Regions from separate parts of the Homo sapiens genome. Here all the other regions are linked to region 1. The links are chromatin contacts, found by Hi-C or POLR2A ChIA-PET in ENCODE. All regions are on one chromosome and are shown on one strand. The core of a region is the stretch at or near the end of the contact, and the rest is flanking DNA. Distances in the headings are between cores, read along the strand shown.

What was found. A loop is a pair of places that touch in the nucleus more often than their neighbours do. ChIA-PET counts read pairs that join two places held with the same protein, here RNA polymerase II (POLR2A). Pooled maps may share reads with other maps.
Region 2: a loop to region 1 is called in a map of OCI-LY7, with 6 times the contacts of the local background. The contact joins the promoter of TFEB here to the promoter of TRERF1 in region 1. A Hi-C loop is called at or near these places in 2 of 168 maps with a recorded cell type or tissue (OCI-LY7 and naive thymus-derived CD4-positive, alpha-beta T cell) and 11 of 50 pooled maps.
Region 3: a map with no recorded cell type shows a loop between it and region 1 (13-fold over the local background). The contact joins the promoter of KLHDC3 here to the promoter of TRERF1 in region 1. A Hi-C loop is called at or near these places in 1 of 37 single-sample maps with no recorded cell type and 5 of 50 pooled maps. POLR2A ChIA-PET finds 5 or more read pairs at or near these places in 1 of 52 experiments (CD4-positive, alpha-beta T cell).
Region 4: a pooled map shows a loop between it and region 1 (11-fold over the local background). The contact joins the promoter of USP49 here to the promoter of TRERF1 in region 1. A Hi-C loop is called at or near these places in 7 of 50 pooled maps. POLR2A ChIA-PET finds 5 or more read pairs at or near these places in 3 of 52 experiments (WTC11 and activated T-cell).
Region 5: a loop to region 1 is called in a pooled map, with 5 times the contacts of the local background. The contact joins the promoter of PEX6 here to the promoter of TRERF1 in region 1. A Hi-C loop is called at or near these places in 6 of 50 pooled maps. POLR2A ChIA-PET finds 5 or more read pairs at or near these places in 2 of 52 experiments (T-cell and activated CD4-positive, alpha-beta T cell).

Annotation. Positions count from the first base shown.
Region 1 is chr6:42,449,730-42,455,741 of GRCh38, forward strand. It overlaps TRERF1 (transcriptional regulating factor 1), which reads right to left and starts at 2,197. Exons shown (of 18, transcript NM_001395490.1): 1 at 1,945-2,197; 2 at 1,448-1,532. LOC124900214 (arf-GAP with GTPase, ANK repeat and PH domain-containing protein 2-like) reads left to right here and starts at 2,631. Exons shown (of 4, transcript XM_047419627.1): 1 at 2,631-4,553; 2 at 5,051-5,186. The coding sequence starts at 3,092. The coding sequence ends at 4,189. It overlaps LOC107986596 (a long non-coding RNA gene), which reads left to right and starts at 2,631. Exons shown (of 5, transcript NR_171668.1): 1 at 2,631-2,896; 2 at 4,488-4,553; 3 at 5,051-5,186. RefSeq lists silencers at 2,662-2,741, 3,212-3,651.
Region 2 is chr6:41,732,471-41,738,482 of GRCh38, forward strand. TFEB (transcription factor EB) reads right to left here and starts at 3,138. Exons shown (of 9, transcript NM_001271944.2): 1 at 2,880-3,138. PGC (progastricsin) reads right to left here. Exons shown (of 9, transcript NM_002630.4): 8 at 5,260-5,358; 9 at 4,241-4,534. The coding sequence ends at 4,382. It overlaps MIR10398 (microRNA 10398), which reads right to left and starts at 1,140; the gene lies at 1,084-1,140. RefSeq lists enhancers at 237-316, 334-1,030, 387-436, 927-1,036 and silencers at 1,687-2,126, 2,257-2,786, 2,827-3,296.
Region 3 is chr6:43,011,627-43,017,638 of GRCh38, forward strand. It overlaps KLHDC3 (kelch domain containing 3), which reads left to right and starts at 2,623. Exons shown (of 11, transcript NM_057161.4): 1 at 2,623-2,722; 2 at 5,508-5,720; 3 at 5,893-6,012. The coding sequence starts at 5,567. It overlaps MEA1 (male-enhanced antigen 1), which reads right to left and starts at 2,320. Exons shown (of 4, transcript NM_014623.4): 1 at 2,160-2,320; 2 at 1,489-1,763; 3 at 1,300-1,402; 4 at 1-995. The coding sequence starts at 2,187. The coding sequence ends at 844. It overlaps PPP2R5D (protein phosphatase 2 regulatory subunit B'delta), which reads left to right. Exons shown (of 16, transcript NM_006245.4): 16 at 1-716. RefSeq lists enhancers at 1-488, 2,452-2,571 and a silencer at 2,192-2,241.
Region 4 is chr6:41,892,492-41,898,503 of GRCh38, forward strand. It overlaps USP49 (ubiquitin specific peptidase 49), which reads right to left and starts at 2,884. Exons shown (of 8, transcript NM_001286554.2): 1 at 2,833-2,884. RefSeq lists enhancers at 1,643-2,157, 3,092-3,281 and silencers at 2,722-2,961, 2,750-3,042.
Region 5 is chr6:42,976,871-42,982,882 of GRCh38, forward strand. PEX6 (peroxisomal biogenesis factor 6) reads right to left here and starts at 2,311. Exons shown (of 17, transcript NM_000287.4): 1 at 1,399-2,311. The coding sequence starts at 2,280. It overlaps LOC124900215 (a long non-coding RNA gene), which reads right to left. Exons shown (of 2, transcript XR_007059580.1): 2 at 3,672-3,973. RefSeq lists enhancers at 1,571-2,512, 2,673-2,722 and silencers at 1,883-2,262, 2,917-3,113, 4,352-4,570.

The DNA.
Region 1 (6,012 bases), core at 947-3,446:
AATAATATTTAATTCCCAACTAACTCAACTCTCAAACTGCCAAATATCAACCCTCAATCTGGAAATCTGACGACAGTTAGGAAAGAAAAAAAGCACTCTCCATCAGCAATGTGTAGCGAGTTTTTTAAAACCCATTTTTCTCGACCCTGCTAGAACAGAGCCTGTCTACAGAATTGCAGAAAGCTTAACCAACCTCAGTTAACCCCACTGCCTAGTGGCTACTCCCTAACCCTACTAAACGTCTCCGGGTTGGACCCGAGATGCTAAAATTATCCTAGCAAAGTTAAAACTCCCAGCATCATCAAGGTAGCTGACAGCTAAGACCTACAACTCTTCTGCAGAAACCAGTAGGCTGAGGACCAAGAAAACAGAGGCAAGGAGAGGCAAAGGCTGCTGGTTAACTAGTTAAGCACTGAGGACTCCTGCTGTTATCCTCTCCAGTCAGTGAGCATCAACACCACACTTCCTATCGCCAAACTCCTTTCTTAAAAGGGTCAGTGATGCAGAAGGTGGGTGCTAACTGGGACAACTTAAAACTCCCCTTCTTAAAACTCTCCTCAATGACCTGCTGAAAAGTGCACCTGGACCGGTTTTCAGGAGATATTTTTTAATGAACTCTTTAGCCACTACAGGGGCGGTCATTCCTAAGCACGACTTCCACGCACTCACAAGACAGCCCAGGCCATGCTGAATTGAAGCCATCCCCTTCAGTACTGGCACTTGCCAAAGCTGCGTCTAGTCTGGGGAAGAGTTTCCACAAAGCTGGCTCTAACAGGCCGGTAGAAGACACACGGAGGAACCAGAAAGCGTTTTCTTGTAACCTAAGGATGGCAGGCGCACATGCTCCAGTCCAGTGCTGGCCAGAGGCTGCCTGCCAGGTGCTCTCGGCCTCCGCTGGTGAAGGAGTGGTTTGGTTGGTTTTTAATATCTGTTTCTTAAGACCACCGGCAGTAACTTCCCAGTCTCCCAAACTGAAGTTGGGGAGTGAAGGAACAGGTTTACCCCCTTACACATTTCTCCCATCTGGGTGGCCACACTAACTTCTGGGGAGTACCCAGCCCCCACAGAGCCCGCAGGCGCGTATACATACACATATGTATCATGTCAAAAACCCCAAAAGGCAGAGTCCTGCGGTTTCTTAGCTGGAGAATGAAGCCTTTATAACATCACAACCTCAAATGCAAGCCCACCATCACTACCTTTAAGCCAGGGTTGCCAATTATAGCGCCCACCTCATCCCTCCCCCTTTGCTGGGATGCTGTGCAGCCCGGAGAGGGAAGAAGGGAAGAAGGGAGAAGGCCTGCTTGCATAGTGAAAGTAAAGGGGGGGGAGACTTCTCCTTCTGTCTCCCCACTCTTCCCTCCCCACTTCGCCCCACCCCCGTCTTCTCGAGGAGCATCCCCAAACTAATTTTTTAAAAATGAAACTTAATAAGCTTCTTGCCTACCTTGGCTGTTTCTGCAACAAGTGCATGGGCAATCCGACGAGAAGACCAGTATCCGCTTGGGGGGTGAGATGGGGGGCGAGCAGAGCTGATGGAGTAATTTCAATATTAATTTATGTCAGCCGCCTTCTCTCAGCGCTACTCACTTACTGTACTGCCCTCAGCCTGTAAACAAATATCGCTCCGCCAGGAAACATACTCCCCAGATGCAAGCCCCTCTCCCCAGCAGGGAACCTGGCCCCTCGTCCCCCCGACAAGAGTGTGCTCCCCCACCCAGGGTAGGAAGCTTTGGGTTTCCAAAGCACCAACCCACCACCTCCTCCACCACCCCAGCAAGAAACTTACTCGGTCCGTCTACGCCTCCACCCTCCCTTCAGGAAATCTACTCTCCATATGCATTCAGCCTCCCCGCAGGAAATCTGCTCCCCCCTCCCCCCTTCTATATACATGCACCCCTCCCTCTCCTCCTCCCCATGCGCCCTCCCCGGCCAGAAACTTACTAGTGAGCAAGCGTGCAGGCTCTCCTGATGCTGGAAACTTACTCCCAGATATAGCGCCCGCCAGCCCCCTTTCCCAGCCCTGCTCCCCTTCCTGCCCTCCGCCGCAAGCAACTCCAAACTCTCCGCATCCAGCCGTTCTCCCTCCCCAGTGGAAATTTGCAGCGCCGGGCTGCGCGCGTGCATCCACCCTCCCCTTCAGGAAACTTACTCCCCATCTGCATGCACCGCCTCTCAGCCATCGCTTAGAGGGAAGGGGGTGTGCTGGGGAGACAGAAATACATATGTATCTCTCGCCCCTCCCCCGGTCGCAGCCCACTCGGGGCCGAGCCGCGGTAACCTGGCCTTACCTTTGCATTGCTCCCCATCCTCGCCCCCTCCCTTAACCCTCCTTATCCGCTCCCCGGTACCCCCCTTTTTTCACCCATTACCCACCCCTAGCAACCGTTCCCAAGCTCCTCTCGGCCTTTTTTTTTTTTTTAAATCCAGGATGCAAATTCCTCCCTTGTCAGCAAATCGACTGTCAAATTATTTTCTTGCAAAAGGAGAAAGGCGGGGTGGGGGGGGGGAGCAGGAGCAAAAAGAGGGGGAGGGCGGGGGAAGGGAGGGGGAAGGGAGGGAGAGGGACCGAGGAGGGGAGATATCCCTCCGCAGAGCTGGGTCTGGCCGCGGGCGGGGAAGCAGGAAGTAAGGTGTCCAGCGCCGCGACCGGCTGGTCGTCCGCCTCGGCCCCCGCCCGCGTCCCCTTTCCCCCGGGGCGCAGCGCTACGGCGGGCGCGGGCCGCCCGGCGCATTGTTCGCAGCCTTCGCGGCGGTGCGCTGCTGACTTTATTTGTGCGCTTTGCGTGTGCGTGAGGTTGCACCTTTTGTAGGCTGGCGAGTCTCTGGACGAGGATGGGACGGGGGACACGGGCCCAGTTGCGGCCCTGCGCGAGCGGGACCTGTCAGCCCTGAGGTGCAGCGGACCCTCCGGCATGGCCGGAAAATCGAGGCCGGGGAGAAGGCAGCGTGGCCGGGAAGCTGCCGCCTTAAACCCGGACCAGTGCAGGATTGCTTCCTGCGTAGCCGTCCCGGTTATTGTAACACGCTTTGCAAGCTAACGACTGGGGTTTGTGAGGGGGTTTGTTTATTTTTCTAAGTGTTTGCAAAGATGCCGAGGTCGAGGCGGGCTGCGAGGAGACGGTCCGCGCCTACCCCCACCGCACCCTGGCCTCGGTGGGGCTGGGAGAGGGCTGGGGCTCCGGAGAAGGGGCTGGAGGTTCGCGAAGCGCGCGTCTCCATCCCTCCGCCCCGATGGGGGCGGGGAAGGGGTGCAGTAGACCGCGCTGGAAGAGCAGCTCTCTGGGGAGGGGTCTCCCTTGCCGCGGCAGGCGCAGCAGGCCGGGGAGGGGGGTTGCCTAGGAGAGGGGCCGGGCGGCGGAGGGGAGGGGAGGAGAGGGGGCGCGGGTGCAGCCGCCGCGCGCGCTCGCCCCTCCTCGCGCGCCATGACTGTGGAACGTGGTGCCGGGGAGGAGGGACGGCCACCGGGGGCCGCCCGGGGCTGCTCGGCATTGGTGCGGAAACCCGAGCCCGGAGTCGCTCCCTCGCGCTGTCTCCTCCTCCTCCTCTGCGGGGGAAACCGCTGCACCCAAACCGGGAGCAGCTGCGAGCAGGGGGCAGGGCGCGGGCTGAAAGGCGAGCCGAAGGTTCAAACCTCCGCGGCGCGGGCGGGGGCGGAGGGCAACAGCAGGACGGCCCCCAGGTCCCGAGAAGGCGTGGCAGTGGTCGGCCCAGGTGTCAGGGAACCTGGCCTGAGACCCCTGCATTTCCAAGCTTCTTTCCTGGTCAGAGGAAACGTGAACCAAAGGTAGTTCAGCTAAACAGACCACCTCGAGCCGGGTTCGAGGCATCTGTCTCGAGGGCAAGACAGTATTTTTTGCACGACAGAAAGTTACACCATCCATTTTTTTCCGTGGGGGAAATCATTGCGCCCCTTCCCCCAAAATGTCGCGCAAGAAGAATGACCTCCCGCTACCCAGACCTTCGCCAGTGTCCCCCACCCCACCCCCACCCGGGCGCTGGGTGTGGATTGGGCGGAGGGAGGCTATATGGGAGCTTAAAGCATGAGGTCATGAGCGGAGGAGACTGCTGCCAAAAGCACCCGAGGTTTTTGTGTTTTTTGAGGGGTAACGGTTCTCCATCTTCAGCAGTGGAAAGTCCTCCCGCCTACCCTACCAATTCTGGGGCACGTGGACCACAGAGTCCCTGAAAAGAGGAGGGGACCCGGGCTATTTCGCTTAATGAGCGTTTGGCGCGTGCCCAGCCCTTTATGGAGCCCTTCCACATAAGCAAAGAAAGCCGAGGGACAGCGCACAGTGTTGCGGCGACTGGGAAAGGCTTCAGATGCTCGATGTCCCCCGCCCTCTTTCCTCAGTCCTCGGTCATCTTCCAAGTGGGCTGCTTTCTGCGATAGCTTCCTGTCCCCCTCCGACCCATTCCTCCCAAGCGACTAAAACTCCTAATGACATTATTTTAAAGCCTTCAAAACCCTCTTCCATTGCCCTTAGAATAAAGCCAAGTTGTGATTTCGCCTCTACAGACCTCTCTACCCGCCCAGCTCTTCCTCGGATATTGTAAGCCCCGTCAAGCTTTCTTTGTTCAAGGGGTGGAGGAGGGGGCGCCTAACCTTTCCCCTTCCACCTCTTCTTACTAACTCCTGCTGGACCTTCAAGATTTGACTCAACTGTCAGTAACTTCAAGATGCCTTCCTGAGGGTACACCCAGGTCTCTACCTCAGGGGAAAAGACCTACCCTAGGTCTCCTGGCAGCAGCGCTGTGGCCGGAGTTGGCCCCAGTGGCGGCCTTTTTCCAAGCGGAGGAGGAACAGCCAAGCTAAGCTTGACCACCGTCACCGCCCAGGGACCTGAGCGGGAGCTGGCTAGGACAAAACCTCAAAACGGGACTTGGGAAAACCGCACCACCCAGAAAACTCAGCCCCTCCACCTCCCTCCCAGCACACACACACACCCTCTTAATCTAAAACTCCTCCCCGGGGCAGATAAGGAACCTATTCGGAGAGTTAAGTTAATTGCCCCAGGTCAATGTGGAAATTCACAGCCTGTCTTTCCAGCTCCTAAACCAGAAGCTGCAGAGAAGGAAGGATTTGGGATTTGCGGCTACACAGCCAAGGACGCTTTTGTCATCTTCAAAGGACCCCCTACACCCTACACGCTTGGCCCGCTCTGTTCATTGCCAACAGAGTGATGGTAATGCCAGATGGTTAGCTCTGCAGGCTCTGACCTTAGGCAAATTACTTAACCGCTTGGTTCAGTTTCTTTGCCTGTAAAATGGGAATGATAGTATTCATATCATAGTGTTATTGTGAGGTTTAAATGAGTTATTTTATGTAAGGCCTTAGAGTTTAAAGCAAGTTACTAATATTTGTGAATAGGGTTGTGTATCCTCCCCCGCCCCGCCCCCCCCCCACCTTCCAAAGGACTCTAGAAAATCAGATCCTCAGAGTCTTAGCTGATTGAAGCATCAGAAAAATATCTATGGGGCCAGGCGGGGTGGCTCACACCTGTCATCCCAGCGCTTTGGGCGGATGAGGTAGGCGGATCGCTTGAGCTGAGGAGTTTGAGACCAGCCTGGACAATGTAGAGAGACCCTCTCCACGTTTATTATTAAAAAATAAAAAATTAGCCAGGCATAGTGGTGCATGCCTGTAGTCCCAGCTACTGAGGAGGCTAAGGCAGGAGGATGGCTTGAGCCCACGGGGTTGAGGCTGCAGTGAGCAGATTGCCCCACTGCACTCCAGCCTGGGTGACAGCGCAAGACTCTGTCTCAAAAAATAAAATTATATATATAGAGAGAGGGAGAGAGAGAGAGAGAAAGAGAGCACCAAAAGGACTGGGAAACACCGGCAGATGCACAGACAATGCATCCCTGATTTTACCAATAGACTTGACTCCCAACAATGCATACTCTTGAAGGCAATCCACAGGTTGAATAAACCAAGTCCATGAGCGCTGGGTCTGGAATCTTTCTACAATCAGGGTCAGAAGGAGGGTGACTGAAATTAAAATATTAGCT
Region 2 (6,012 bases), core at 1,888-4,387, 720 kb before region 1:
AGCATAAAAGAAGAGATGAATATTCTATTAATATAATCTTGTTTTATTGTTACACTCTCATAGACACACATGCACAGTTCATCTCTACCCACATTCCTAGACACTTTAACCACACACACAAACTCACAACCATTACATAAACCCCACACCAACCCAGAAAGCAACATCATGTACTCACCATGTACCAGGCACTGCCGCACCCTTAGTCCTCACAACAGCCTGTGAGGTGGGTGTGTTTTCATCTCCCTCCTCTCAGATGAGGATCCACACTGTACATGCATATATGTTCACTGCGTCCTGGGACGTGAACATTTCTGGCAGCTCTGGGAACCCTGAACTCCCACCCTCCGATCAGAGGAGGCCAACCCAATTTCCATGGTCATCTCCAGGGCAGCCCCAAGCCAGGCCCCAAGTGCTGACTGCCCTCCATCCCCAGGACAAAGGCCCAACCTGGTTTTCATGACAGCTGTGGTTGGGGAAACCCCTGTTGCCTGCAGAAACCGAGTTGACTTTGAAAAGGAAGAGACAGAACCCAGGGGGTGGCTGGGCTACTCCCTGTGGGGGCAGGTGCTAAGTAACTCTATTAACTCTGGCTAATGATGCAATTACAGTCATAAACAGAGCCCCAGGAGGGCTCAGGGCCAAGAGCTAGACCCTCAAAGGGCAGCCAGACTTGAGGGGTGGGAGTCCCCTTCCACCTACTTCTCAGCTTTCCAGAAACAGGCTGAGGAGGCCTGTGACAGCGCACGTGGGACCCTGGAAGGGCTCCTGCCTGCCCTGGCCCACTCCCTGCCCACCTCTGACTGTGAGTCACCAGGCCATTAGCCCGTAAAAGCCCAGTTGGCTCTCCCTAGATTCAGTGCCCACCTAGGGTGTCCCCTGCCCTATCCCCTGAACTCCTTCCAGGGCACCCGGAACCAAGATACCTGGGTCCCCATTTGGCTCCGTCTCCCAGAGCTGAGTTGAGGACAAAATAACCCTGCAGCTGTAACAAGCCTTGTAAATGGTAAGCACCATTGGCTTCCCTCGGGGAGAAGCAGAGCATGGAGTCACCCAAACAGCTCTGCCCTTCATTTACACCCTCTGGCTCCCAGCTCTCCGGGCCCCGCGGCCAGGAGGCAGACGGAGAGAAGGGAGCCAGGCGAGTTGCTCGTGGTCCTGGGGCTGGGGTCACCGGCATGGTGAAAGCATACCGTCAGGTTAGCAGGCAGGGACCTCAAGGCAGCTGACCCTTCCCTTCCTCTGCCTCTGCCTCTCCTGGCCGGCCAGGAACTATTGCTGGCTGTCCCTCCCCGGACAGTGAGCTCCCTGAGGGGAGGGCCTGAGGACTGTCTCCCAGTCGTGGCACCAAGAACTGCGTTCTAACCGAGCGCATCCGCATCTGTCCACCCAGAAGGAAACCAGAGACCAGCCTCCAACCTCATCCCCAGCTGCCCAACAGTGCCAGGTCTGGGCCAATGGAATCTCGGCCAGGGCGGGTGCAGGGGCCTGAGGCCACACCCCAGAGGTGTCACTGGGGGCCTGCATCCGTCTTGTCCCTTTCCCTGAGGGATGAAGCAGCCCCTCACTCGGGATGGGGGGAGGGCAGAGGATGGGAGCTGGGCAGTAATTAACCTGCACTTCCCCAGCGAGCTCTAAGCCAAAAACTGCGCTCAAGTTGAGTGCAGAAGCTCCGCGCTGAACCGTCCCCAGAACAGACAGGCGAGAGAACGACGGCTGGAGCTGAGGGGGGTTCGGGGGAAGGCGCAGCGGCCAGGGGCTGGCGGAGAGCGGAGGGCGGGGGCCTGGGCCCAGCGGGGTTCGCGCAGACAAGCCCCGCCCCGGGCTCCCTCCCTTCCTCACCCGGGGCGCGGGGCTGGGGCGCGCCAGGCGGCTGCGGCGCGAACCTGCTCGCGCAGCCCGGAGCAGCTCGGGGCAGCCGTGCGTGAAGCCGGAACCCCGCGCGGGGAGGGGGCCGAGCTGGCATCTGCCCGCTCCCTTCCAGGAGGCGAGCGGACGCGCTGGGCCAGAGCTGGTCGGGACAGCCCAGGGGTGGGCGGCACGGACTCGGGGGATCGGGGGGAAGGGGGCGTGTTTTCCGGGATTCGGGACCGAGACGGGGGGAGGGGGAAACTCGGGGGGCGGGCAGGCAGCTGGGAACCCGGGGGGAGGCAGACAACGGGGCGCACGGAGGGAGCGCTCCGGGGTTGGTGTTCCCCAGGGTCATAGAATAACCCACGGGGAGAAAGAGACTGCCCAGGGACTCGAGGGGACGGGGCCAGGGGCGGCTTCTTCAAGAGACCGAGCTGGAGGAAGGGACGGGAAGGGAGGGAGAGATGGTACTTCCACCCGCCCCCCCATCAGCCCAGCCCCCGGGGCGTGGCGCCGCTCTGGCCCTCCCACTCCCCCCGCTGGCCTGGCCAGACTCAGCCCCCGCACACCTCCCCTACCTCCGACCCCCTCTCAGGCATCGCCGGCCCCAGCCGTGTCCGGTGGAGGGGGAGTGGGCGCGGGGCCCGCGCGTCCCTCAAACTTCTTGCGAGTTCACCATCACGCCTCCCGCCCCTTCGACTCCCAGCTCCGGGCCGGGAAGGCCCATGCCCGCCCGGCCCCTCCCGCCCGGTTACATAAGGTCGCGGAGAAGCCGCCCCCGGCCCGCGCCTGAAGGGAGGGGCCGAGGGGGCTCCCGGCTCGGCGGGCAGCGCCGCTCGGGCCACGCGCTGGGCGCCCGGGGGCGGACGGACTGCGGGTGGGTGGCGGCGCGCACGGTCCTGCTTCCCTCTCCTGCCGGCATCCCCCACCCTCCCACCTGTCTCCGGGACCCACGGGATAGGGGCCAGGGAGCCTGGGTCGGGGGTCCCGGGCCCTCCTCGTGCCTCTCGCTCCCCGGTCCCGCTCACCTCGCTCTGAAGGTCAATCTGTCCGCCGCCCGCGCCCCGCGGCTCCGGCAACTTGTCGCAAGTTCGGGTGCCTGGCCCGCAAGCTGTGCCCGCCACCTGCTCCCGGCCTGCTCCGGCCCCGTGCCACCAGGGAGGCCCGCCCCGTCCGCCCTTCCCGCCGCCGTCGGCGCCGCGGCCGCTCCCTGCGTCCCGCCCGGGCCGCCGCCTCCGCTGTCACCGAGCCCCGCGCCCGGCGCCCGGGCTCCGGCTGTCACTCCACGCACACTTCCCTCCGCGCCCGGCAGAGGGCAGCACCCGCCCCGCCTCCCAGCCGCTCTGCCTCGGCGCCCACTGGGAAGCGTAGTTCTCGCTGCAGTCCCGCTAGGCACGCCGGGATTTGTAGTCCCGCTCAGCGGACTAAGGCTTACAGGGAAAGAGGCTCTTGACTTGGAACCTCTGATCCACTTCTACCTCTTTGCAAGTTTTCTTTCTCCTCTCAGTAAAGTCCCAAACCAGGGCTCACTAAGATACATTCTGTAGCCTGTCCGACCCCCTAAAAGGAACCTGCAGCCTGCTGTCCTTCGGCAGTCTAAGAAAGAGAGGGTCCCAGATGGTGTGCTGTTGCCATAGAAACTCCACCTGTGGCAAATTCCAGCTTCTCTTCAGGAGTAGGGTGCAGGACCTGGATCTTGCACTTTTATCCCTGCCCCGATCATAAGGGGCAAGGCCAGGGTGAGCCTGGCGAAGTACAGGGTAAAATATGACAGTAGAAGGCAGCCTGCCCCCATTATGGGTTCTACATTCACGCCCCACTCACCAGCCTGAGCTTGCTGTCATGTTGCTGGACAGAAATTGTCTGAGCTCCTTTCATGTCACCTTCCCTTGTTGGAAGTTCACAGGGTGCGGAGGCATCATTCTCTACTTTCTCCTCTTCCCCGCCCCTTTTTCCCTGTCTCCTCCCCCAGCCCCTCCCCTGCTTTTCTTCTCCTTCCCCTCCTCCTTTTCTTCCTCTCTCTCCTCCTTCCCCACATACAATGTTGCTCCTGGTTTCTGGATCTTTTGCTAAGAGGCTCCTGAGGAGGACAGGGATGAAGTCCAAAGGGACAAGATCCCTTGCTGAGTTGGTTCCAGCAAATAGGCTCGATTTCTCTGTGACTCAAGTAGGAACACTCTCCCCCGGCCCGCCACCCACCCACCCATGATGGCGCTACCACTGTCTTCCCTTTCCAGGGGAAAAGTATGAACTTTAAGCTCTGAGGGTTACAGAGCCCATCCCAAGCCATGCCTTAGGTCCCATTTCTCTTAGAATCACAGTGACCCACCAGGAAACCTTGTAGCCACTCAGGGAAAACTCCCTTCCAAAAACAACAGGATGACCAACATAAAGAAGAACTATTTATTATTAGAGAAAGTCCAGAGTCCAGAAAAAGAAGGCTGAATCCAGAGTGGAAAGACAGATACAATGCCCTAGGAGGGTGCAGGGTCAAGAGGAAGAGGGGAGCCCACGTGTCGAGGCAGCAAGTCTAGGCGGCAGTGGCAAAGCCTACTCTGTTGTTGCCCAAGTCGTAGACGGAATAGTAGGACCTGAGGAAGACATCCCCGAGGATCCACAGGGGCTGGCCGTTCTGGGAGGACAGGTAGGTGGGCTCGACTCCCACGGTGCAGTAGCCGTTGTTCTGCTCAACAAAGAAAGGCAGCACTCATTCATTTGTCCACACATGAGCTGGGCCCTGCTCAGCTCTGAGCCCTGGGCTGGGAGCACAAGTGCAGAGCTGAGGGAGCCAGGGTCTCTGCCTTGAGGGCTCATAGGCCAACTGAGCCACCAGAGCAGAGCGGGTGGGAGGATTTCTGGAACAGGTACATTCAGGCTGCCGTGGTCCTCAGCAGGGTCTCCTCTCCCCATGATGGGAAACTTCTCTTCCCACAGACCTCCCTCCTGCTCCCAATTTGGAGCAGATCAGCCTGGTGGTTAAACCTTGGAGCCAAACCAACTTGAATTCAAACCTTAGCTGTGTCGCCTTGAGTCAGTTACTCAACCTCTCTGAACCTCCAAGTTTTCATTTGTAAAACAGAAATGAGTATCTCCCTCATTAAATACTGTGACAATTAAATGGGATCATGAAGCAAAGTGCTTTGCACAGTGGTCTGCCCTAGTAAGTGCTCAACAAAGAGCCCAGTGCCTCTCCCCACTAATTAATAATAATTGATCATAGATGACAATCTTCTATTTCATAGCCTTGTTCCAGAGAAGGGGGTTTAGAATCAATGAGTGGGGAAGATAAATGAGTACAAGCGTGGAGTCGGAAAATGGCACAAGGCAGGAGACCCAGCATTTCTGGCTCCCCAGCCCTTCCTCCCAACCCCAATCATGGTGGCTCAGCCTGCAGGGACCAGGACTTACACTGAGGATATAGGAGGAAGGTGGCAGAGGGAACTCCACACCATTGATGATGAAGGTCAAGCTGGGCAGATTCTGAATGCTGTTACAGTTCACGAGAAACTGCAAGAGGAATAGGTCCCTGGTTAACTCATCCTCCCCCTGATAGCACCCACCAGCCCCATCATCTCAGCCCCTGGATCCCAGGCCTGAGCTCCGGGCCCAAGCCCTAAGCCTGTTTTTGGACTAGAGAATGCAGCTCCAAGGGAAAGTCCTGTGTAGGTAATGCTGGCATTATCCCATGGACTCATAGAATGGGTGTGATTTGGAGTGATCCCAGAGCCTCCTAACTCCTCTTGCCTCGATTTCCCATATTAAAGATCGAACCTCTGCTCTTTCTCTGCAAGTGCCTATATACATATATATGCATATATATATGCATATATATATACATATATATGCATATATATATACATATATATATGCATATATATATGCATATATATATGCATATATATATGCATATATATATGTATATATATATGCATATATATATATGCACACACACACACACACACACATACACAGGCATGAGCCATGATGCCCAGCTTGCAAGTGGCATTTTAAAACACGCAGATCTGGCCGGGCATGGTGGCTCGTGCCTGTAATCCCAATACTTTGGGAGGCCGAGGTAGGCAGATTGCTTGAGTCCAGAAGTTCGAGACCAGCCTGAGTGACATGATGAAACCCCGCCTCCACCAAAAATACAAAAATTAG
Region 3 (6,012 bases), core at 1,373-3,872, 560 kb after region 1:
CCCTTCATCCTCATTTGAACGCCAGGTATCTCCCCTCCTCTCTCTCCCCTGCAGAGGCATGTAGGGAACAGCAGGAGATTATTCTCACCAAAGTTATGTCAAGCCCCATTGGTCCCAGAGTAGCTGAAGGGAAGCCAACCCCCCTGCAGCACAAATAGGCCCCCCAGTCCCAGCCGTGTGCTGGCAGATAGGGTTGTATTATTTCTTCTTACCCCATGCCTGACCAAGGGAGGTCAAAAGGAGAAAAGTATAGGCTGTGGACAATAACTGATGAATATAGGGCCCAGATGGACCAAGTGGGGCCGGGGAGGGATGAATAAACACCCTACCCCGTGCCCTGTCTTTGGTGAGCAGCAGCCCTGGGGTCACAGACATGGAAGGGACCACCCTGGGGCTGACTGCTTTTCTGTGCTGTTGGTTCCCAAAACTAGAAAGAAGGAAGCAGGGAGCGGTGCCCCAAGCATGGCTCCTGCCAACACCTATTTATTTCCTTGTTTGTGCTATGCTGGGCAGGCCTTCTCTTGTCCCTTATAGGTACCTTGGAGGGGCCAGGGGCTGAGGAAGGCCGGACCCAGGTTCCAGGGGCGCAGGCAGTGCGGCTTTTGGCTGTGTACATAGGGTGCTTTATTCTCCACAGAGTGATACATGCTAAGGTGGGTTGGGCTTGGACCGATGTCCCCATATGTACAGAACTGAATAAAGTGGGTCTCTGAGAAGTCTGATGTGCCTTGATGTGGAAAGGGAGACGGGGAAGATGGAAATGGACATTACAACCAGGGATGTGTTCAGTCCTGTGCTGGTTCTGGCCTGGAATGTAGGAATATAAGGCAGCTCTCACTGTGGTCACTTCCAGGCAGGGGATGCCTGCCGGGCTTGGAGGGCTTTCTGTACCACATCTTCCCACTGGGCATCCGATATCTCCCGAGCCCAGGCAGGAACCCCTGGCGCAGGCAGGCTTACTCCAGCCATTGTCCTTTTCACCAGCTCTACATGTTCTGAAATCAGAGCCAGAGGCCATTCAGGCATAGAAATAATGGGACCAGCTCCCCTCCCCAATCCCCGAATCAACCCAGAGCCCTTGGGCTGCTAGGGTCACCAAATCCACCTTGTTACTTTAAGGCAAGCCTGCCCATCCCCAAAGCTAGCAAAAGAGCATTTCACTTGGACTCTGAAGTCTACAAAATCTTAGTTTACAAACTATCTTTTTAGGATAGGGTCTTCCTCTGAAACTTCCTTCTACTGACTCATGCCAGTTCATTTCCTTAGTAATTATTCCAGAATGAAAGAATGATCTTTTACCTGGGTCCATGGGAATAGAGCTGTGGTTGTTCAACGCTGTAGCTCCCTCCTCATCTTCATCTTCACTCTCTAATGGTGGGTCTGGCAAATGAAGCCCCAGGGCCTGCAGAGCCACAGAAGACCGTTTGGGTCTAGGCTTTCAGGGAGCCCAGCTTCACCTGTTCAGGAACCATCCCTCCTCCACCCTACCTGGATTCGATCCTGGATGTCAGCAACTACATCTCCATCCCCCACTGGTGCCAGTTCCACCTCCTCTTGTTCAGGATCTTGGTTCAGGGGCTGGTAGGAGTAGCCAGCTGGGCCCGACCCCGTTTCCTCCTGCTCTTCCTCAGGCTCCTCACTGCTCCAATCCCCAGTGCCTTCTGAAGGGCCCTGATGTCCCAGTTCCTCAGTCTGATTGGGGAAGATACGCTCAGGGCCCATGGTGTCTCCTCCTAGAACTACTGTTGCCATCCGGGCAGGGGCTGCAAGAACAGGGAGGCGGTAGGACAGGGATCGGATGAAACCAGGCCCATCTTCATCCTCTCATCATCTCCTTGTAGTCTCCTGCGTGCAAAAAACCAGCTCCTCCCCGAGGCTCCTGCATCCTCCACCCCTCCGCCCCAATTCCAGCCTCTCGTTCCTCCCCCTCCTAAGTCGGGGTTCTTATCTTGAACCAGGCCCCACCAACTTGCTCCGCCACTTCCTAGTTAAACGCCCAACCGGAGGCCCTGCCACCTCCTAAAAGACACCCCTTCCAGAACCCCGGCTCCCCGCGCCACGCCTCCCCCGCGACTTGGGAACTCTGGGTCATCAGACTCCCCTAAACAGGTCGGCGTACCCGCCCCCTTCTCCCCTCTCCTAGAGGACCCCCTCTGTACCGCCTGACAGATGCCTTTCAGGCCCCATGGGCTCCCCTCAAATGGCCCCAGCTGCAGCGTCCCCCACCCGCCCCCATCCGAATCCCGGCGCCGGTGTTCCCGCGCGCCTCACCCGCTCAGAGCCCGCGGCCTCCACTTCCGGCGGGGCAGGACGTGCAGAGGTGCCTAGTCCTCCAGCCCCGCCCCATATCCATGATTGACGCTGGCGAGGACGAGGAGTCCGCCCCTTGCCCCGCCTCCGTCATTCCCAGCCCAAAAAACAAAGGACTGCATTACCCAGTGGCCTCCTCGGTCTCGACACATATTTGCACATGCGCAGAATCTCTCCTACGCCCCTGCCCACTCCTCAGCCCTCTCGTCCCTCAGGAAACGTATGGACTACAAGTCCCGAAATGCCTCCGGCACTTAGCTACGACTGCACGTGCGCGCACAGCTGCCCGCCGGAAGAACCGAGCTTGGCTGTGTTTATCTCGTTGGGGACTAAGGCGTCGGTTGGCGCGCAACGGGTTCTAGGCTGCAGGCAGCTCGAGGACCCGCGGCCCCGCCCCGGCTCGGCCTGGCAGGTAGCCTGGGATGGGTAGAAGGGCAAGGGAGAATTAGGGGGCTTAGGACGTGCTGTCTGGAGCTGGAGTGGCGGGGGAGGGGCCTGAGAGTGATGAGGTGGGGGTGGGGAGGGAGCTAGGGGGATGATGGGAAAGGAGAGTGTTAATGGGGAAAGCAGGGCTAGGGGAGGATGGCGAGGAGATGGGTAGGAGAGACCTGGTGTCTGGAGGAAGCAATGAAGGAAATGGGAAGGAAGACTGGGCCATGAAAACAGGGAAGCTGAGCATAATGGAAGGGGAGGGGTGTCTGGCGTGGTGGGCTAGGGGAGGCCGGAATGTCTGGAAGAAGACAGGGATAGAGTCATATGCAGAGAGGGGTATCGTGGTCAGTGCATGCTAATTTTTCTTTCCTTAGTGGAGGTGGGAAAATGGAGGGCTGTTGGGTGGAGCTTGGAATGGTAGGAGAAGGAAAAATGAGAAAACTGCAAAGCTCTCACGAGATCAAGAAGGGCGAGAAATGGGGAATAAAAAATGCAAGAGACCAGGCGGGTAGATACATTAAGGGAATAGAAGAAGTTTGAAAATGCTTGGTGGTGATGGAGGACTGGGGAGACCCAGGGATAAGAGGAGCCCCTGAGCGCCTGGGGGCTTGTTCTCCTTGAATTTGAGTTGTTTATATGGCAGAGAAACTAAAATTTTTTTTCTCCACCTTTGGCTGGAATTGCTTATCTCCTCTCCTGTGCATATTTTACTTTACCTTGACATATCTGAAGGGAAGAATAGAGAATATAAGGGAGGATGGAAGACTTCCATTCTTAAGCCCATCGACCTCCTAACAGTCTCCACAAGCCCAGACCCAAGATATTTTGGAGAGCGGGAGTAATGAAGTGAGAGTAGCTTCCTGCTGGGGCTATTTCAGGATGGGTCCCATGGCTATTTAAAGCTTAGGGTGTGGAGTTGGGGGAGGTTGGGTGGGTGGGACTAGCAAGCCAGCTGAAAGCCATGTCTCTTTCCTGCAAGGGGCCTCCCTTATTTGAGCTGTTTTAGTGCCTGAGGTTTTGCCTGGCCCTTTCCTCTGCCAGGGCTTCTTAAACAGGGAGCAGATGATGATACACCCAAACTCAGGAGATGCTTGCCAGCAAAAGCATTGTCAGTTGCAAGGATTTGCCTGAAAAAACCTCAGATGTACCCAGGTGTACGTGCCACTAGGTTGACAGGTTGTGTTTAAGAGACCATGACCAGCTGGGCATGGTGGCTCACGCCTGTAATCCCAGCACTTCAGGAGACCGAGGACGGTGGATCACCTGAGGTCAGGAGTTTGAGACCAGCCTGGCCAACATAGTGAGACCCCATCTCTACTAAAAATACAAAAATTAGCTGGGCATGGTGGCAGGCGCCTGTAATCCCAGCTACTTGGGAGGCTGAGGCAGGAGAATCGCTTGAACCCGGGAGGGAGGCAGAGTTTGCAGTGAGCTGAGATTGCACCATTGCGCTCCAGCCTGGGGGCAAGAGCGAGACTTCATCTAAAAAAAAAAAAAAAAAAAAAGACCATGACTTCTCATGCTGGATCTTTCTCTTGTCCTGCCCAAGGGCATTTTTTGCCTCCCTTCCCCTTTTTTTTTGTTTTGAGACAGAGTCTCGCTCTGTCGCCAGACTGGAGTGCAGTGGTGTGATCTCGGCTCACTCCAACCTCCGCCACCCGAGTGCAAGCAATTCTCCTGCCTCAGCCTCCTGAGTAGCTGGGACTACAGGTGCGCGCCACCGTGCCCAGCTAATTTTTGTATTTTTAGTAGAGACGGGTTTCACCATGTTGGCCAGGATGGTCTCCGTCTCTTGATCTCGTGATCCACCTGCCTCGGCCTCTCAGGGTGCTGGGATTACAGGTGTGAGCCACTGTGCCCAGCCCCTTCCCCTTTGCATTGCACACTCCCACCTCTATCCGCCTTTCAGGAACCCAAGTTGTGGAAGAGCTTGTTCTCTCTTTTCTACTGGAAATGGCTTGTTCTCTACCACAGTAGCAGGGATGGGGAAGTGGCAGGAGGAGAAAACCCCTCCCTCTATCACCATCCCCCAAGCCTAAGCATACACATACCTTTCTGGCTTAAGTCCTGGCAGCATACCAGGCACAGCTGTCAAAGGAACTCCTTGTGCCTGTGGGGGGCCCTGGGTGACCCCAATGACAACAACTCAGCTTGACAGGAGCTCCCTGTGAGGGGCTAACCAACCGCGGTAACATGGAGGTCCCTGTCCTGGATCAGTCCCGCCCTATCTTGGGTAGGGGGATTGTTCCACTCTAAAAGCCTGAAAGCTTTTCTGCTTTGAGGCACTCATGCCAGCTTTCAATGGACTGTTTGAGGCTGGCTGGGCTATTAATAGCTGTGAGTATTTTGAGATCCCTTTCCCCACCTCAAAGAACACAGATTCTTAGAGAGGTGGCAGTAAGCAGAGCAGAGACAAGAGAATATACCGTTTGGGAAGGGGGCTTCAAGTTTGTGCCAAGCCAGGGACAGAGTGGAGCCTCCACGAGTAGGTTGTGACCATGATATGCAGATTCTGAGCTGGCAATCAGGTGGGGGTGGCCCCACCCTTCACTGTTGGAGAACACTGGGCCCAGGCTGCTCCCTGACCTCGGCAGCTCCCTTGGGGCAGGGCCAGCCACCTGAGCTGAGACTAGTGCCCCTGTGGAGGGGTAGTGTGGGAGGGCCCCCAGGGTGACACTTGGAGGCAAAGGCTGGTTCTGGGCAGAGTCACAGTGAGCTGGGCAGAAGCCTCGCCTGAGGATCCCGTGGCCCCAATTTGTGTGCAGATAGCAGAGGCAGCAGGCCGTGCCGGGGGGGCATGTTGCTGTAACCAGTGGCCCAGGGGATGTTACGGTGGACAGTGCACCTGGAGGGCGGGCCCCGCAGGGTGAACCATGCTGCAGTGGCTGTCGGGCATCGGGTATACTCCTTCGGGGGTTACTGCTCTGGTGAAGACTATGAGACACTGCGTCAGATAGATGTGCACATTTTCAATGCAGGTAAGCCAATGCTGGGGCTGTCCCTGGGTCCCCACATCAGGGTGGGAACGGGCTGCTGATGAGGTTTGGCTGTGGTCTCTGGGACCAAGGGGATTGGGGACAAACATCTGGTTTGGGAAAAGTGGACAGCCTGGAGGGAGGTTCCCAGGGCTGAGCAGAGCTGTGCCCACAGTGTCCTTGCGTTGGACAAAGCTGCCCCCGGTGAAGTCTGCCATCCGTGGGCAAGCTCCTGTGGTACCCTACATGCGCTATGGACACTCAACCGTCCTCATCGACGACACAGTCCTCCTTT
Region 4 (6,012 bases), core at 1,634-4,133, 560 kb before region 1:
CTCTGTTAAATTGCTAAATACATCTAGTAACCTTGAACACTTGCTTAATACAATCCAGGAAACAAACCATAAACTAAATACTATGCCACTAACACAGTAGCTGAATGCAGAAAGAGTTTTCTAAATTATACATTAACCATTGTTGCTCAAATCCACAAATCAAAATCTAATCTTTGTTAACTACTACAAAAGTCATAAACCTAATCTTTGTTATTTATACAAACACCAGCAAAAGTGTCAATCCAAAATTTACCCAACTTTGAAAAAAAAAGTATCTTTGTGCATCTGAGTGTACACAATGAAATAACCCCAAAGAAGATTCTCAACAATTGTTTGAATTTTTCCCTAAGTAAATCATATGCTATCCTTTGGCACCATCAAATGCAAAACAAATATTCATTCATATTCTTAGCTAAATGTAAAAGCTTCTGAAAAAAATCATTAAAACAAAATTCTAAGTAAGAATAACCAAATTTTGCCCCAAATTTCTTATCTTCCTTTTCATTTCTAAAGGTGTCTTAAAAATCAAAAGCTTCTAGAAAATTAGTATTAATCTGGCCTTCTTTATTCATAACCATAAAACACGAAAGGCAGTGGAGCTGTCCAAAGACCAAGCTTGCTGCAGTATTATCTTACAGAGATGTTTTTCCATCAAAATTACTCATAAATTTATTTGCCCTAAAAAATAAGTCTGCTACTCTAAAATCCTCCACTACTCTACAATTCTCCCTTTCTTTATGCCATTTTGTTAAATGGGTGAGTTACCAACTACAGCATGAAACGTCCCGCACAAAGCTAAAGGCAGCTCAGGAACTCAAAGCCCTCAGCTCTGATTTAATCTCTCCCCCAGTAAACTTCCTTGGTTGGTTATCTGCCTTTCTCTGAAATGATTTCTTAACATTCTCCAGCAACTGAAAACAATAAGCAGAAATCTGGTTGATTAATCAAAAGAAACAGATTCTCATCTTTCTCTATCCCAACAACAGTGCGTTCTCCATTGAAAATGAAAATGCTGTCCATAAAACACAGCCCAGCACTTGTCAGGTGCAACACTCCTACAACACTAAAACTATCACATCACACGAGTACACCCTAAATAAGCACACCCTTTCCCCGAATTATCACAACACTAGTGAAATGCAGAGGTTTTCAACACCCAGAGTTTATACTTTATCATCCATACAAGAAAAAAATCAAATCAAAATGAGTCTCATTTCTTCAAAGTGGACAGGAAAGTCAAATCAAAAGCAATGAAGGGTGGAAGCAGATTCAAGATTTCTTGAGAGAAAGAGGTTTCTGGAATTTCCTACTTTTAGGGACAAAAGGATTCACAGTTTCAACACACAGTTCTCTCCTCAACAAAGAATTCCTTTCCTGCACCCCCCACCTCTGCCCTTACTTTTTAGTCTTTACCCCTGTCTCTAGGTCCCCTTTCACTCACCATGGTTCCTCGTCTTCTGCACCAAAGGCTCTCTTACACTTGATCTTTCACTACAGCATTTCTGCCCTGACCCTTGCAGACCTTCTGGAGCAACTCCCCATAACACGCACATTCGATTCCCACCCCCCTGCAGTCTACCCCAGTTCTACATCCATCAGGACTCCCCCAGCTTCTCTTAGCCCCCTCTCTTCCCTTACTCCCCATCTCATCCTTTAAATTCTGGGGCCCATCTCTTCCTGCTCCTCTCACCATTTGCTTTTAGCCCTGTCTCTTTACCTCACTGTTTTCACCTTGGATCTTGCTGAACCTCTTCAATTAACGTAATTACCCAGTTATCCTTGTCCCAGATGGCCATCACTTCTTACACCCTAACTCTAGTCTCCTTTCAGCTCTTCTGGTCCCAGAATCGTCCTACAGACACCCATCTCTTATCTGTTTCCTTTCGCCCTTCCACCACACTCTTATTCCTGACTCCACCTGGTTCCAGTCCAGGTCTCATTTGCCCTCCCTCACTTTACAGAATTTACATCCATCGCCCACCCACTAACCCATTCCTTTCTCAGAACCTCGCCAGCAGTTCCCACCACACCGTTGGTCCCAGTCCTTCAGCTCATCTCGCTCCGCACTAGTTCACACCCTCGTCACGTCTGGCTCTTAATCACTCTCTCTTTCCTACTCCCAACTATTACCCCAGCTCTGCCCCTCCTTGTCTTCCACTTCCAACACTTACCCCGGTACCCCTCACCCCAACACCACCCGCTACGAAGATTTCCCCTTCAAACCCCTGCTCTTACACCTAACCCCAGGATCCCTTTCCCCAGCCCTAACCTCATTCCCTGCCCGGCTTCCTTAACGCCCACCCTGGCTTTTGCCTCCTTCCTATCTCCTTGGCTGGCTTTTTCTCACTCCTCCTCTCCCTGGCTTCTAACCCTTTCTCCCCTTAATCCTCCTCATCTCATTCTCAACCCGGTTCCCCTCATCGCCTCCAAGCCTTCCTTTCCCTCTCCCTTCAACGCTTTTGCCCCAACCCAGCCGTCGCCCACCCCGCCAAAATAAGGCGCCCGCGCGCCCCGACTCCCGGCTCTCGCCTCCCGCCGCCCCCGCCCCGGGCGCCCCCAGCCCGCCGGCGCCGCGGTCCCGCCCCCTGCCGCCGCTCCTCCCGCCCGCGAGGCGCGCGCTGCCTTTGTCGCCCCTCACCCGGTGTGTGAGGATTTTGCTTCTTTAAAGGGGAGGGCTAGTGAGCCGGAGACTCCTATCCCCGCCTCCGAGTCTTAGAATGGGCTCCCTGGCCGTCGCGGCCTCCCCGGCCCCCGTTCCCCCTACCCCCTGGAGCTACCCACTTTGCTGCCTCCCCACCTCCTCCGTCCCCTCCCCCGGCCCCCTCTATTTACCGCCATCATCAGCACGCGCGAGCTGTCACCAGGGCGCGAGACAACCGAACACGGCCCCGCCCCCTGCCCGTCTATTGGCCCGCCCGCTGGAGCCCCGCCCCTCAGGCCCTGCATTGCGCCAACGGCGCAGCGCTGGGCCGCGACCCCGGCACCGGCACCCGTTCCGAGGGTTCGCGCCGCAGGCGCAAAGTTTAGGGTCAGCCACAAACGCGCGGCCGCTTTGAGCCTGGCGTAAGGGGCGGCGGCGTAGGGGGACGTTGTGAATAGCTGGTCGAAGTTTGGTTGAAGCACAGGAGGGTAAATAAGAAGGTTTCCAGACAAAGAGACTCTTAAAGGTACAGACTCTTATGTCTGTCCCTCCTCCTTAAAGGGCCAGAGACGCTCCCGAGCCCATCTCCGCCCCCTTCTTCCCGGGGAACTGTAAAGGTATTTTACATGAGTTTCCCATACTCTTTTCGGTTCACCTTTAACACCTCTCCCCACTGCGAAGGACAAAGGCTTTCTCACTATCCCGTCCGTATGTTTTGTTTTATTCTGTTAAAAGACGTTATTTCTGTGTTGTTCCTAAAGCAGCAGCCCTCAAACCGTGGGGTTTCCGGAGGCAGCGTTTGCAAAAGTTACTATTGGCTCCCAGGCGGGTGAGCACGTGTCTGGCTTTTGCCACAGATGACCCAAGAGAGATTCAGCTGTTTTATGGAAATCCCCCACAAGTTAGAGGATCGCTGCCGGAACTGAAGAAGTTCAGCAGATTGTAAGGCTTGGGAAATAAACCAGACTGACTTGGTAGTGGTCCATTGGGAAACAGAACAGCACCTAAGCTACAAAAGGCTTAGGTTAAGCAGTCTCCTAGGTGCACTGTCTTGAAACTACTTGCGGGGTGGTAGTGGGGGGAGGGGATGGGAGTCTCCCAAAATAAGATCAACAATTTCAACACCCAACACATAGCTAAGGCAGATAAAGACTTACATTTAAATATAAGGACAAGTAAAAGAAACAGACATTAGCTATAGTAGTGGCTCAAGTTACACACCTGTAAACAGGAGAACTAGGTAAGCACAAAAAAAAAAAAAAGAACACCACACACAATAGGAAGGGGGAAACTACAATGCCTGGACCAAGCGCTGTGTAGGCAATTTATTAACAACTTGCACTTTTAAAAGAGGTTTGATAGAAGGAGAGGAAGTGGAGTGTTTCAATTTGGTTTGGTCGGGATTTATCATGAGGTTCAAGGCCTCAGAGTTAGATTCAGAATTTAGCTCTCCCTTTGTCGTCCATCACAGTTAACATAATTCTTTTTAAGGAATTCTTAACATTATAACTCTAATTATATGTCTTATTCCCTTACTCAACAATCCCCAAGAAAATTCTTGGAGAAGAAAGATTGTTACTTATTCAATGTTAGTTCCATAACAAGGTGCTTTTGCTGAGTGAAGAATTTGGGAGCCACTTAAAACTTCCAATGGAAGGGATGCTCCCAGAATAGCAATACAGGAGGAAAAGTTTCTCAGTGATGTGAGCATGTATTAGATCAGTGTTCTCAAAAATGTGGCCTGGAGGCCGGGCACGGTGGCTCACGCCTGTAATCCCAGCACTTTGGGAGGCCAAGGCAGGTGGATCATGAGGTCAGGAGATCAAGACCAGCCTGGCCAACATGGTGAAACTCCGTCTCTACTAAAAATACAAAAATTATCCGGACGTGGTGGCGTGTGCCTGTAATCCCAGCTACTCAGGAGGCTGAGGCAGGAGAATTGCTTGAACCAGGGAGTTGGAGGTTGCAGTGAGCTGAGATCGTGCCACAGCACTCCAGCCTGGCAACGGAGTGAGACTCCATCTCAAAAAAAAAAAAAAAAAAAAAAAAGTGTCGCCTGGAAAGGCCTAGGGATCTCTGAGACCCTTTGGGCTGGGGGGATAGTGGGGTGCCTGAGATCAAAACGATTTTCCTAATAATACTGAGACATATCTGCATTGTCACTGTGATGATATTTGCACAATGATACAAAAGTAGCAATGGGTAAAACTGCTGCCTTAGCACAAATCAAGGCAACTGCACCAAGTTGTGCTAGAGGTCAAGGTATTCTTCACTGCTACAGTAAAAAAACACCTGTTTCAGGCCGGATGGGTGCAGTGGCTCACACCTGTAATCCCAACACTTTGGGAGGCCAAGGCAGGTGGATCACTTGAGGTCAGGAATTCGAGACCAGCCTGGCCAACATGGTGAAACCCCTCTCTCTACTAAAAATACAGAAATTAGCTGGGCGTGGTGGCACGCACCTGTAATCCCAGCTACTCGGGAAGCTGAGGCAGGAGAATCACTTGAACCTGGGAGGCAGAGGTTTCAGTGAGCCGAGATCGCACCACTGCACTCCAGCCTAGGCAACAGAGTGCGACACTGTCTCAAAAAAAAAAAAAAAAAAAACCACCTGTTTCATTTAAGAGGTCTTTGATGAAGACAATAAAAATTGTTTTATTTAAGTACACGTTTATGTGATTAAATGCATGTATGTATGCATCAAGCACTTTTAAGTACAACATTTGTCTTGAGGAAAAGCACTCTTGCAATTTGAGTTTGGAGCTGAATTAATAGCTTTCTTCATGGAACACCGTTTTTATTTGAAAGAACAGCTAACAGACTAGTTGTTCACTGGATATTTGGCAGACATGTTCTTAAAAATAAAGTAGAGCCTGATAGCATTGTCGGTTATGATAAAACTCAAGCCTTTATTTTTATTTTTGGAGACGGAGTCTCACTCTGTTACCCAGGCTGGAGTGGAGTGGCGTGATCTCAGCTCACTGCAACCTCTGCCTCCCAGGTTCAAGCAATTCTCCTGCCTCAGCCTCCTGAGTAGCTGGCACCACAGGCACACGCCACTAACGCCCAGCTAATTTTTTGTATTTTAGTAGAGACAGGGTTTCGCCATGTTGCCCAGGCTGGTCTTGAACTCCTGAGCTCAGGCAGTCTGCCCGCCTCAGCTTCCCAAAGTGCTAGGATTACAGGCGTGAGCCACCGCACCCGGCCTGATAAAACTCAAGCATTTAAGTCAAACAGAATTTCTAACAACTGACTTGTATCTCCCAATGTAAGTTTGATAGCTTCCCATGACTTTTTCTAATAAGACTGGTAGTGGGCCAGGCACGGTGGCTCATGCCTGTAATCCCAACACTTTGGGAGGTCAAGGTGGG
Region 5 (6,012 bases), core at 1,061-3,560, 530 kb after region 1:
ATAAAGACTCCTTTCCTTCAAGGTATTTACAATATATAATTGGGGATTAAACAGATTATGTAATCATAACAAGATAGAATAAAATAAATGCCATAAAAAAGATAGAAAATGCTATAGGAGGAAGTTCTAAATTCGTGGCTGTGAGATCATGAAAGGCTTTGTGATAAAGGTGTCATCTTTAGATGGCTCTTGAGGGAAAGGAGGGTAGGATTTTAACAGATGAGGCTAGAATAATAGGAAACAATTTGAAGTCAAGGATAAGAATGAGCAAAAGCACAGAGACATCATCCTCCATATTATAAAGCACAATACTGAATACATTGTAGCAATTCAATAAACTAATTAGATTGAGTAGATTAACATACACATCTGAAACCTCACTTTTTTTTTTTTTTTTTTTTACACAGAATTTCGCTCTGTCGTCCAGGCTGGAGTGCAGTGGTGTGATCTGGGCTCACTGCAACCTCCACCTCCCAGGTTCAAACAATTCTCCTGCCTCAGCCTCCCAAGTAGCTGGGATTACAGGCATGCACCACCACACCCAAACTTCACCTTTCACCTGAATGGATGAAAGCCTTTTGTATGCCCCACTACATTATGGAGGCTTATGATATTTTGATTACAGAATATGGATCAATAGGCCGGGTGAGGTGGCTCACGCCTGTAATCCCAACACTTTGGGTGGATCACCTGAGGTCAGGAGTTCGAGACCAGCCTGACCAATACGGTGAAACCCCGTCTCTACTAAAAATTACAAAAATTAGCCGGGCGTCGTGGCGCGAGCCAGTAGTAGGAGGCTGAGACAGGAGAATCGCTTGAACCTGGGAGGCGGAGGTTGCAGTAAGCCGAGATCGCATCACCACATTCCAGCCTGGGTGACAGAGCAAGACCCCATCTCAAAAAAAAAAAAAAAAAAAAAAAAAGGAAAGAAAGAAAAAGAAAATAGATAAATGAGGCTAAGAAACATTATGCTTTTTTTTTTTTTTTTTTGAGACAGAGTTTCACTCTTATCGCCCAGGCTGGAGTCCAATGGCGCGATCTTGGCTCACCGCAACCTCCGCCTCCCAGGTTCAAGCGATTCTCCTGCTTCAGCCTCCCAAGTAGCTGGGATTAGAGGCATGCACCACCACGCCCGGCTAATTTTACATTTTTTTAGTAGAGACGGGGTTTCTCCATGTTGGTCAGGCTGGTCTCGAACTCCCGACCCCAAGTGATCCGCTCGCCTCGGCCTCCCAAAGTGCTGGGATTACAGGCGTGAGTCACCGCGCCCGGCTAGAAACATTATGTTCAAAGTCCGGGATGATATGGGGCACGAGTCCTAAATCTTCCAATTTACCTAAGACAGAGAAGAGGGTATAAGAAAGAGGAAGCACTCCTGACCCCAGTCCTTTATCCTACCTGAATTCTGAGCTCTCCCATTTCCAGGGGGTCACAGCCAAGATTAAAAGCCAAAGTGGCAGGGACAAGCGCCAGTCCGTCAGCGAGGGGCTCTCCCAGCGGTCCAGAGCCGGGTCCCAGTCTATCAGAGAGGTCCCAGCGAGGTTCTAGGACCTGCACCCTAGCCAAGTGCGGCTGTGAAGTGTTCGATGACTCTCTGGCCTGGGCCACCCACACCCATTCGCCCTGGAAGAGGCCAAGGCCACGGAGACAGCTCCGGCTCACCCCTAGTGAATCTCCAGTCCCTCCCAGAACTCCCTGGAGTCGCCGCACTGTGCCAGAAACCGCAAAGGAGGACACCACGGGCGGGGGTGGGGGCCGACTGCTGTCCCCAGACTCTGGACACAGTCTGGCCCGCCCGCGGAGCTCAGTCACAGCCAGCCGAGTCCCTGGGCCCAGCAGCCCTTGCAACGCCGGCCGCGTCTCCAGCACCCGCGGTCCGGGCACTGGGAGGGTCTCTCCGCGCCTCACCAGCAGCGGCCCGACTCGCGGTCCGAGCCCAGGCCCCAGCGAGGTGCCAAGCAGTGCCCAACCTAGCGCCGGGGGCCGCCGCACCGCCCGCGCCCGCACCCAGGCCCCGGAGCCCAGTGCCAGGAGCCGCAGCAGCGCGCGGCTAACCAGTAGCTGCGGCGGCCCGGGACCCTGCTCTTCGGTGCCCGCGTCCGGCCCCTCCAGGGCTGCCACCAGCAGCGCCGGCCCTGCCGGGCTCTCCCCTGCAGGCCTCAGGGCCAGCACCAGGCCCAGCTCCGCCGCCGGCCACGGGCCCCCGGGTGGCAGCAGCACTGCCAACGGGGGTGTCTCGGTCGGAAAGGGCTCCAGGACCCGCAAGACAGCCAGCGCCATGGTGACAGGACACCAACGAGGAGGGTGAAGGAGCGCAGCTTCCGGAGCCAGAGAGCCAGACGACTAGTGTGCGCGAGGGCCGCTTCCGCTTCCGTCAGGGGAGGCCAGAGGAAAAGGGGAGGGGGGTCGGGTGCCGCGAACTTGCTCTGAGGGGGTTAGCTGCGCCTCGGATTGATCTGCGTCGTGCCTCGATAGGCAGTAACCTTCATCGCTGCGGTTGCGTAGCGTTTACCCATGCGCCATTTGAACTTGTGCTTAAGGGATTTATCTTTGCCTTCTACGGAAGTAATGTTCTCTTAACTATTTTTCCCCGTGGCATGAACGTAACAGTTTATTGACTGATAAATGAACAGTCAGCATGCTCGGGATGACTGGGCCCAGTACTGGGAGCTCTAGGTGAAATGTTTCGGAAGGAGTCCGCTCCTCTGCGGAGCTCCTGCAGCTTCCCCTGTGGAACTGTGAGCACTGAGGTTTGAGGGTTGCAGGAAAGGTTGCAGGAGGGAGTAGCAGGATTAGAAAACTGTCTCACACTTGCTTATAGGTATATAGTGGCTGCTGAGTGAATTACTAGATGTGATTCATACAGCCCTGGAGTGCTTGGTGCCACCACACATGTTCCAGCACATCTGGCACAAAACCCATGTTCCAGGACTTCTTGCCCTGTTCATTGTTCTGTTTGTTTTACTCCCACCAAACTTAAGTTGAAGACAAAACAGCTTTTCTTTCACCCCCCCCCCCCAAATCCTTGCAGATCGGAAACCCATTCACTTTCTATCCTAGAGCGGGGCAGGCAGCAGAGCAGGCAGAAGGAAAGGAGTTCAAGGCTTCTGTCAGCATAACACCAACAGTCGACTTCCTGCGTGTGCTGTTATTTAGATTCCATCCTTCTCTTCACCTCCACTGTTCTGTACAAGACACTCAGCTAGTGGTAGGCCACATTTCCTTTTTTATGGCAACAGGGTCCTACTCTGTCACCCAGGTTGGAGTACAGTGGCACGATCCCCATTCATTGCAGCTTCTACCGTCCCAGGCTCAAGTGATCTCCCACCTCAGCCTCCCGAGTAACTGTAGCCGGGACCACAGGCACACGCCACCATACCCAGCCAATTTTTTTTTTGAGACGGAGTTTCGGTCTTGTTGCCCAGGCCAGAGTGCAATGGCACGATCTCAGCTCACTGCAATCTCCGCTTCCCAGGTTCAAAGAATCTCCTGCCCCAGCCTCCCAAGTAGCTGAGATTACAGGTGTGTGCCACCACACCCAGCTAATGTTGTATTTTCAGTAGAGACGGGGTTTCACCCTGTTGGTCAGGCTGGTCTCGAACTCCTGGCTTCAAGTGAGCCACCTGCTTACGCCTCCCAAAGTGCTGGGATTACAGGCATGAGCCACTGCGCCTGGACTAATTTTTTATTTTTTGTAGAGACAGAGTTTCTCTGTGTTGCCTAGGCTGGTCTCAAACTCCTGGTCTGAAGAGATCCTCAGGCCTCAGCCTCCCAAAGTGCTGGGACTACAGGCATAAGCCATCATGTCCCACTGCATTTCCAATTATTAACAATTATTTTCACTTACAATAAATGAATTGGATGGTGCCAATCTCCATTTTCTAGACCTTACATTCTCTTTCAGCTACTGCTCAGCTTTCTCCATCTCTCCTTTCTTCTTGAGGCAGTCTTCTATTTTGTACATTATACATTCCTGAAAATTTGAAAGACAAATATATGAAAACTATTAGATTTGCATATTATAAGGGGCTGGGCGCAGTGGCTCATGGCTGTAATCCCAGCACTTTGGGAGGCCAAGTGGGTGGACTGCTTGAGGCCAGGAGTTTGAGACCAGCCTGGCCAACATGGTGAAACCCCGTCTCTACTAAAAATACAAAAATTAGCTGGGTATGGTGGTGTGTGCCTGTAGTCCCAGCTACTCGGGAGGCTGAGGCAGGAGAATGGCGTGAAGCCGGGAGACAGAGCTTGCAGTGAGCCGAGACTGCGCCACTGCACTCCAGCCTGGGTGACAGAGTGAGATTCCGTCTCAAAAAAATAAATAATAGAAAAAAATAAATAAAATAGCATGCAAGAATGTACTAACCAGGAACCATGGCTTGTGTCTATAATCCCAGCTATGGGGAGGCTGAGGCAGAAGGATCACTTGAACCCAGGAATTTGAGGCTATGATTGTGCCACTGCACTCCAAGTGGGTGACAGAGCAAGACCTTGTCTCTTAAAATATATAAAATTAAAAGAAAAAAAAACTAAATAAAGAATGTTCTAGGTACCTAGATTCACATGGATGAAAGTTCCCATTTGGTAGTGCTACTATATGTTTCTTGGTCCCCTATGTCCCAGAGGAACCAAGGGCTAGATAGATGGTACATGGGCCTAAAGAGGATATGCCTGCTTTCCTCAGTAGCAGGCAAGCTCTAGGCCTCAGGACTATAGTGCTCCTTGAGGCCTTGGAGATGGGTAAAAACATCAGTTATCTTGCCTGGATCAGCACTCATACAGACACAAATACCCACCCACAAATAAATGTCCTTTTCTCCCAAGCTTTTCTCCCAGCAGGTAACAGCGGGCATGTAGTCCACTTTGTGTTACCCTGAAATCGTCATTAGTCACCGAAAGCCAAATACTACTTCTGTAAGATCGCCAGGACCCTACATTTGCCATCTTCACTTCCTCACCTCTTGATGCTCACTCTTCCACTCACTAAAAACGGTCTTCCACTCTCTGAAAAAATCACCCATAATCTTCTAATTGCAGAATCAAGATGATGCTGTTCTTTCTCTGACACTACTGACCAATTGTCTTTTATTTCCTTTGCCATTATGACACCAGTTGTCCTCCTACAACTCTGATCACTTCCAGAAATCATCCTCAACTCTTCCCTTTCCGTTACCGTCCCCCCCACAATACAATGAATCACCATATCCTGTTGATTCTACACATTTTCATGCTCCATCCTCTCTTCTCCATCCCCACGGCCACTGTCTTGTAACATTGCTCTCCTGGGTACCTGGGTAAGGGACACAGGTTTTGTGTTTTTTTTTTTTTTTTTCAGATGGAGTCTTGCCCTGTCGCCCAGGCTGGAATGCAATGGTGCGATCTCGGCTCACTGCAAACTCCACCTCCCGGGTTCAATGGATTATCCTGCCTCAGCCTCCTGAGTAGCTGGGATTACAGGCACCCACCGTCATGCCTGGCTAATTTTTGTATTTTTGTAGAGACGGGGTTTTGCCATGTTGGCCAGGCTGGTCCTGAACTCCTGACCTCAGGTGATCCGCCCTCCTCAGTCTCCCAAAGTGCTGGGATTACAGGCGTGAGCCACTGCGCCTGACCTTTTTTTTTTTTAAGACTAAATATTTTATTTTATATAGAATTTTAAAAATTTATTTTTTGTACATGAATAAGTTCTTTAGTGGTGATTTATGAGATTTTGATGCAGCCATCACCCAAGCAGTGTATACTGTACCCAATGTGTAGTATTTTTTTTTTTTTTTGAGACGGAGTCTTGCTCTGTCGCCCAGGCTGGAGTGCAGTGGCATGATCTAGGCTCACTGCAACCTCTGCCTCCCGGGTTCACGCCATTCTCCTGCCTCAGCCTCCCGGGTAGCTGGGACTACAGGCGCCTGCCACCACGCCCGGCTATTTTTTTGTATTATTTTAGTAGAGACGGGGTTTCATCGTGTTATCCAGGATGGTCTCGATCTCCTGACCTCGTGATCCGCCCGCCTCGGCCTC